2 separate regions of the Homo sapiens genome follow, and region 2 is linked to region 1. Evidence: read pairs that join two places in POLR2A ChIA-PET (ENCODE). Cell type or tissue: Panc1. All regions are shown on one strand.

Evidence for each region. ChIA-PET counts read pairs that join two places held together with the same protein. Peaks named below come from ENCODE experiments on the same cell type or tissue, not always from the same donor. Only the 100,000 strongest peaks of a DNase experiment are listed, where the experiment ranks them.
Region 2: POLR2A ChIA-PET joins it to region 1 with 6 read pairs; 3 of 35 experiments call an interaction of 5 or more read pairs at or near these places.

Annotation. Positions count from the first base shown.
Region 1 is chr10:17,093,262-17,097,261 of GRCh38, forward strand. The region is part of intron 14 of CUBN (cubilin); the gene reads right to left. Among named protein-coding and RNA genes, the nearest start is that of CUBN, 35 kb to the right of the region's middle. In Panc1, no CTCF peak of the experiment used is centred here; no DNase peak of the experiment used is centred here; H3K27ac peaks cover 1,713 bases.
Region 2 is chr10:17,219,171-17,223,170 of GRCh38, forward strand. All of the region lies in intron 1 of VIM-AS1 (VIM antisense RNA 1), which reads right to left. Among named protein-coding and RNA genes, the nearest start is that of VIM, 7.1 kb to the right of the region's middle. In Panc1, no CTCF peak of the experiment used is centred here; no DNase peak of the experiment used is centred here; H3K27ac peaks cover 3,572 bases.

The sequences.
Region 1 (4,000 bases):
AAGACAGCAGGTCTAACTAACAGAGAACAGTTTCGGAGGGGAGGGAAGTTGCTAAGAATTGAAGAGAGACTGCATAATAAATACTGAAGGGATGTGTTGCCTCATTCAGTCAGAAAGGAGATACTTTTATGAAAACCCTGAGAACTGAATTGAAACGTGAGAAAAGTATGCTACAGGAGTAAGATTCATATTCTAGGAAATATGGCAATCCACCAGGATTCATGGAAAATTTGAAATAGGTCCCCTGTAAATTCAAGCCTTGATTGAATGAAAGTGATCTGCCAGGAACATAAGTGCCTACTAGAAAAAAACCCAACCCTTCTGAGAGGAAGATAATATAATCCAGAACCCCTGCAACATATCACGTATAATGTCCTGCTCACAATAAAAACTGACTAGGCCTGTGAGGAAGTAGTAAAAAAAAAACCAAAACCCAATAATAAATAAAACAGGCAATCTCAGCAAAGCCAGAAACATTCCAGATACTGAGGCTACCAAACAATGACTCCAAAATAATTATGATAAAACTTAGAGGAAAAGGTTGACAAAATAGTTGAAGAACATTTCAACAGTACTTACAGACTTTCCAAAACAAAATAACCAAATGGAATCAAAGCAAAAAAAGAAGGCAAGAATATAAAACCATAAGAACTATTAGAAACAGTCAAAACCTTCAGCATATGTGTAATTTGAGTCTCAGAAGGAGAAGAAAGAGGAAAAAAGTGGCAATGCAATATTTGAAAAAATATTGGCTGAAATTTCTCAAAATTGTATAAAAGAAAGCAACCTATAGATTCAAAACTCTCAGTGACTCTCAAGCAGGACAAACACAGAGAAAACCAGATCTAGATACGCCATAATCAAGTTGTGGAAAATTAAATATAAACACACAATAAAAGCAGTGAGGGTGGAGAAAAAGACACATTATCTTCAGGAGAACAACAAGAATTACTGCTGAGGTTCCTCTCCCCAAAAAAATTATGGAAGTGACAAGACACTGATGTGGTATTCTTAGAGAGCTAATAGGAAATGGTCAACCTAAAATTCTATGTGTAATAATATCCTTCAAAAATTAAGGTAAAAAATGCATTCTTAAACAAAAGCTGAGGGAATCTGTCTTCAACAGACATGCTCTGTGAGAAATATTAAAATATGTTCTTCAGGCTGAAGAAAAATGATCCCATTAGAATGTAAAATGGTCTGTTTGCAAATGGCATGATCTTTCATACATAGAATACCCTAAAGACTCCACTAAAATACTTTTAGAACTAATAAATGAACAAACTAATTCAGTAAAGTTACAGGATATAAAATCAACATATAAAATTAGTTGCATTTCTATACATTAACAACTAACTGTACAAAAAGGAAATTAAGAAGAAAATCCCATTTACAATAGTGTCAAAAAGTTAAATACTTAGGAATGTATTTAACCAAGAAAGTGAAATATCTGTATTTTGAAAACTATACCACATTAATGAAAAAAAGAAAATATTTGGTGTTCACAAATTGAAAGAATACTGTTAAAATGTCCATACTATGCAAAGCAGTCTACAGTTCAATGCCATCTCTAACAGAATTCCAATGGTATTTTTCACAAAATAGAAAAAGAATCCTATAATTCATATGAAACCACAAAAGACCCCAAATAGCTAAAGCAATCTTGAGCAAAAAGAAGAAACCTGGAGGCATCCTGATTTAAAAATACATTTAAAATAAAAATACACTACTTGATTTTAAAATATATTACAAAACTGTAGTAATCAAAACAGTATGGTATTGGCATTAAAAACAGATATCTAGACCTATGGAACAGAATAGAGAGCCCAGAAATAAGTCCATATATTATGCTGAATTGATTTTTGACAAACATGGCAAGAACATACAACATGTAAAGGATAGTCTATAATAAATGGTGCTAAGAAAACTGGATATCCATTTGCAGAAAAATGAAACTGAACCCTTATCCCACACCACATACAAAGTCAACTCAAAATTAAAGACTTAAACATAAGGCCTAAAACTGAAGAACCAATCCAGGAAAACATACAGGAAAAGCCCTATGACATTAGTCTGAGTAGTGATTTTTTTGGATATGACCACAAAAGCACAACTGAAATATATAAAAAACTCAACTCAATATCAACAAAACAAACTAACCCAATCTTAAAAATGGGCAAAGGATCCAAATAGACATTTCTGAATAGAAAACATATAAATGGTCAACAAATATATGAGAAAATGCTCAACATCACTAATCATCATGGAAATGCAAATCAAAACCACAATAAGATGCCACCTCATACTTGTTAGAATGGCCATTATCGAGAAGATAAAAGACAACAAGTATTGATGAGATGTGGAGAAAAGGGAACCCTTGTTGAAAGTATACTGGTACAGCCATATTTAAAACAATATGGAGGTTCCTCAAAAAATTAAACACAGAGCTACCACATGATTCAGCAATCTCACTTCTGGTTATATATCCACAGAAAATTAAATAAATATCTGGAAGAGCTATCTGCACTTTCATGTTCATTGCAGCATTATTCACAATACATTCATACATTCACCATAGCCAAGATATGGAATCAATCTAAGTGCTCATCAACAGGTAAATGGATAAAGAAAAAGTGCAATATATAAATACACAAAAACACACACACAGACATAAATGGGATATTATTTATCCTTAAAAAGAAAAGGAAATCCTGTCATTTGTGACAACATGGATGAAACAGGGAGACATGCTGAGTGAAATAAGCCAGACATAGGAGGACAAACACTGCATGCTCTCGCTTATATGTGAAATCTAAAAAAAGTTAAACTCATAGAAGCAGAAAGTAGAATGGTGGTGGCCAGGAGCTGAGAGGTGGGGGCAATAGGGAAATGTTGGTCAAAGGCTAAAACGTTTATGTTCTCTGGAATGAATAGCTTCTAGAGATCTAATGTACAGCATGGTGACTATCATTAACAATATTGTATTATACACTTGAAAACTGCTGACAGTAGATCTTAAATATTTTCACCATATTGACTAAAATGGTAACTATGTATGATAGATATATTAGTTACATTGTGGTAATCATTTCACAAGTTATACATATATCAAAATATCAAAACATTACATTGTACATCTTAAATATATATAACTTTCATTTGTCAGTTAAGCTCCAATAAAGCTGGGAAAACATAAATGCTTGAAATATTGGGAAAAGAAGATAAAAATAATGTAAGAAAATAAATAAAGCAAAAGTTTCAGAACAAAAAGCTGGCAAATCTAGAATCATAGTTTGAGATTTTACTATAACTTTCTGACTAAGTAATAAAGCAAATATTTTTTTAAATCAGTAAAGAAATTTAATATTTGAAAAACACTATTTACCAACTTGACTAAGTTAATATAGGTAGAGGACTACATCTAACCATTACAGAATATACATTCTTTCCTGTCCATACAATAAATGCACCAAAATAGACTTTGGTCTATAAAGTAAATCTTAACAAATTTTAAAGATTGAAATAATATACTGCATGATTAGTGATCACATTGGTAAATAAACAGTATAATTTTAATAAAACCTATGGTCACAGAGAATTCAAAATAAAAATGACAAAATACTTTCAGCCGAATGCTAATGAAAACATACATATTAAAACCTGTGGGATGCAAATAAAAGTTCTCCAAGGAAAATGCATTAGTATTAGTGCATATATTAGAAATTCTAAGAAGTTCAAACTCATTTGTCAATGCTTCCAAGTCAAGAAGCTAGGAAAAAATTGTTAAAGTAACCATACATTAGGTGCAAAATAACACAAGGGAAGAAAATGATAAAACCATGAGGAAAATCAATGAAATAAAAATCAACAGAAAACATTAACGGAGCCAATAGTTGGAATTTTGAAAACATTAGTAAAACTAACAAATCCTTGGTAAGACTTATCAAGGTAAAAAAGATAACATAAATTATCAATATCAGGAATGAAAAGAGACGACATC
Region 2 (4,000 bases), 130 kb after region 1:
GTCACATTAGAGAACATATTTCTAGTACTTAGCTAATTAGAAATACAAAACCTTATTCAGTGGTTTGGAAATCGTCATGGTAGAATTACAAAGAGGGCTGCCAAATCCTTTATTCTGCTAGTTAACTCTGAATGGTCTTTCTTTACTTATATCTCATTGTAATGTTAATGAATTTTCTTATCTTTTCATCCTTGCATATTGTCATTATGTCATTTTATATTTCCTTCCATTTGCTACATGGCTTCATTTAGGGTTACTTTGTGTTATTTTTTTTCTAGAATTTGTCTTTGATTTTCATTTCCAACCTCTGCAAATCACACTGATCTTTGTCACTATACACAAAAACCAAAGCTTGAGAGGTTTATTTTAAACTCTGAGTTTATCAAACATATTCACAATTAAATATAATATTTAATATACTGAAGAAAATCATTTCACTGGCTGAGTGAATGTGATATGCCAGAGTTAAAGTATCTCCCAATTGTCCATTTTTGAAAATATCAGTCAATTCATTAATCAGTTTTGAAATACATAAGATGGAGTTCCATTATATTTTGCAGATTTAGAGGAAAGAGATTATGACTATATAGATGGTCAATAATCCCCTTCCAATGTCGCAGGTTACCATAAAGGCAAATAAAAATTTACATTATAAATTTATCTGTTCTTTAAAAGAAAATTAATAAACTGATATGCACATCAATAGGAGACTGGCTAAGGAAAATGTGGTACATATACACCATGGAATACAATGCAACCATGAAAAAGAACATCAGCCAGGCACGGTGGCTCACGCCTGTAATCCCAGCACTTTGGGAGGCCAAGGTGGGCAGATCACCTGAGGTCAGGAGTTCGAGACCAGCCTGGCCAATATGATGAAACCCCGTCTCTACTAAAACACAAAAATTAGCCAGGCATGGTGGCATGCACCTCTAATCCCAGCTACTTGGGAGGCTGAGGCAGGAGAATTGCTTGAACCTGGGAGGCAGAGGTTGCAGTCAGCCAAGATCGTGCCACTGTACTCCAACCTGGGAGACAGTGAGACTCTGTCTCAAAAAAAAAAAAAAAAAAAGAGATCATGTCCTTTGCAGGAACATGGATGCAGCTGGAGACCATCATCCTTAGCAAACTAATGCAGGAACAGAAAAGCAAATACTGCATGTTGTCACTTATAAGTGGGAGGTAAGATGAGAACACATGGACACAAAGAGGGGAACAATAGACACTGGGGCCTACTTGAGGGTGGAGGGTGGGAGGAGGGAGAAGATAAGAAAAAATAACTATTGGATACTAAGCTTAATACCTGAGTGATGAAATCAGCCATACAACAAACCCACATGACACGAATTTACCTACATAACAAACCTGCACATGTACCCTTGAACCTAAAATAAAAGTTAAAAAAGAAAATTGTGCTATTAAACAAAATTATTATTAGGTCCCTTACCTAAATATCTTGAGAAAAAAAATTCTACCACTGGGGAACTACATGACCTCCTCAAAGTAGGCAGAGTAAATTCCCAAGACGCCAATTGCACTTGGCAAATTTTCTAGCTGTGGCATAATCTTTTTCTGTCTACAAAAAAAAAAAAAAAAAAAAAAAAAAAAGGAAAAACAACATTATAGGCCACTGGGCAAATACCTGCTAGTTTTCTTATGGTAGTCTAACTCAGCCAGTAACTAAACTGGGATGATGTCATTCAGGGCTCTTTCAAGTGACATGAGGTTTTTATAACTGGATTGATGGGTTTTTTGTTTGTTTTTGGTTGTTACTGTTTTTTGATCAAGTGAACTAATACTGAAAATCTGGCTTTAATTCTTTGTCCAACATCAGCTGGAACTTATTTTTGCACTAGATTTCTCCTCCATTTGTTAATTAAACTCTTGTGTTCCCCCTACATACTTACCACCTTCTCTTTCCTCTGTCATAGACTGTGAATTAGACATTGATGAAGTTAAAAAATCACTTATAGTCTACAGGGAATTGTTAGCTATGTTTTCCCCCTCAAATGTTCAAAGATACCTCCCAGAAAGTGTCTTTAAGGTTTTTCTTTCCCTTCTGATGTTTTAAACACTGTTTTAGAGAATCGTGATGTTCATGATTTTATACTAGCTATGGGAACAAGACTAACACACTCAAAGCAGCTAAATGACAATAAAAGACCATCTACTTTATTCCTTTAAGGGAAGAGATTAGAAGTGCTTAGAAATGCTGTAGACCCTGGGCTATGGTCTGATAGTGGTCGGTGGGTATTAGATTCTTGTAGGAGCGTGAACCCCACTGTGAACTGTGCATACCAGGGATCCAGGTTGTGCGCTCTTTACGAGAACATAACGCCTGATGATCCGTCATTGTCTCCCATCATCCCCAGATGGGACCATATAGTTGCAGGAAAACCAGCTCAGGGCTCCCACTGATTTTACATTATGGTGAGTTGTATAATTATTTCATTATATATTACAATGTAATAATAATAGAAATGTTTGAATCATCCTGAAACCATCCCCCTGCCTGGTCCATGGAAAAATTGTCTTCCATGGAATCGGTCCCTGGTGCCAAAAAGGCTGGAGACCACTGCTGCATAATGTAAAACCACACTATCCAATTATAGCTCACCTTCATGAGACTATAATTTATATAGACTAGAGAAGGGAAGATATTTCCAGGTTAAGGGACCTGAATTAACCGTCTTTCAACTCAAATTAACTTTCCAACTAATTATTTCTGTCTGGAATGCATCTATTCTTTCTTTTTTCTTCTTTTTTTTTTTTTTTTTTTTTTTGAGATGGAGCCTCATTCTGTCGCCAGGCTGGAGTACAGGGGCACAATCTCGGCTCACTGCAACCTCCGCCTCCTGGGTTCAAGTGATTCTCCTGCTCCAACCTCCCTAGTAGCTGGGACTACAGGCGGGCACCACCAGGCCCAGCTAATTTTTGTATTTTTAGTAGAGACAGGGTTTCACGATGTTAACCAGGATGGTCTCCATCTCTTGAACTCATGATCCACCCGCCTGGGTCTCCCAAAGTGCTGGGATTACAGGCGTGAGCCACTGCGCCCAGCCGCATCTATTCTTTTAATTATCCTGTTCACAAGGCTCAGAGCCCACTCGATTTTTCTTATCCCCTAGCCCTTAAACATCACAATTCCTTAAATCATCTCCGCGTCAGGCTCCCTTTACCATCCACTTGATCTACCTCAAGCAGACCTCAAATCAGCCTCATTCTCCACCCCTAAAATACAGCTACAAGCATGTCTTTCTCCTAGTTGAAATTCACAATGCATTCCCTCTGCCCACCACATTAATTATCAACTCCTTTTCCTGGCATTTACTCATCCAACGCATGGCCCCACGTTAACTTTCAGTTCCCTTTCTCCCCTACAAATACTCCATAATCCAGCAACCCTGGGATTATTCCTGTTCCCTAAATGTCCTCAGCACTCTGCCACCCACCCAGTTTTTGCTTATACTGTTTGGTCAGCACTAGAGCAACCTTTCTTTGCCATGATAAGCTGTAGAAATTGTACTTATTCTTCAAATACTATCTTTTCTAATGACATTTTCTGTTCTCCCCCAAGTAGATAGGATCATTTTTTTTCTCAACAAAATTTAACTTATTTTTAGGTATAGTATTATAGTTTTTTTTTTTAATTTAGATTTAGGGGGTACATGTGCAAGTTTGTTACATAGGTATGTTGTGTGATACTGAGGTTTGGGCTTCTAATGATATCGTTGCCCAAATAGTGACCATAGTACTCGATAGGTGGTCTTTCAATCCTTGCCTCCTCCCTCCCTTCCCACTTTGGGAATCCCTAGTGTTTACTGTTTCCATCTTTGTGTCTGTGTATACTCAATGTTTAGCTCCCACTTAGAAGTGAGAACATGCAGTATTTCGTTTTCTGTTTCTGCATTAATTTGCTTAGGTTTATGGTTTCTACTTGTATCCGTGTTGCTACAAAGGACATGATTTCATTCTTTTTAATGCTTATGTAATATTCTAC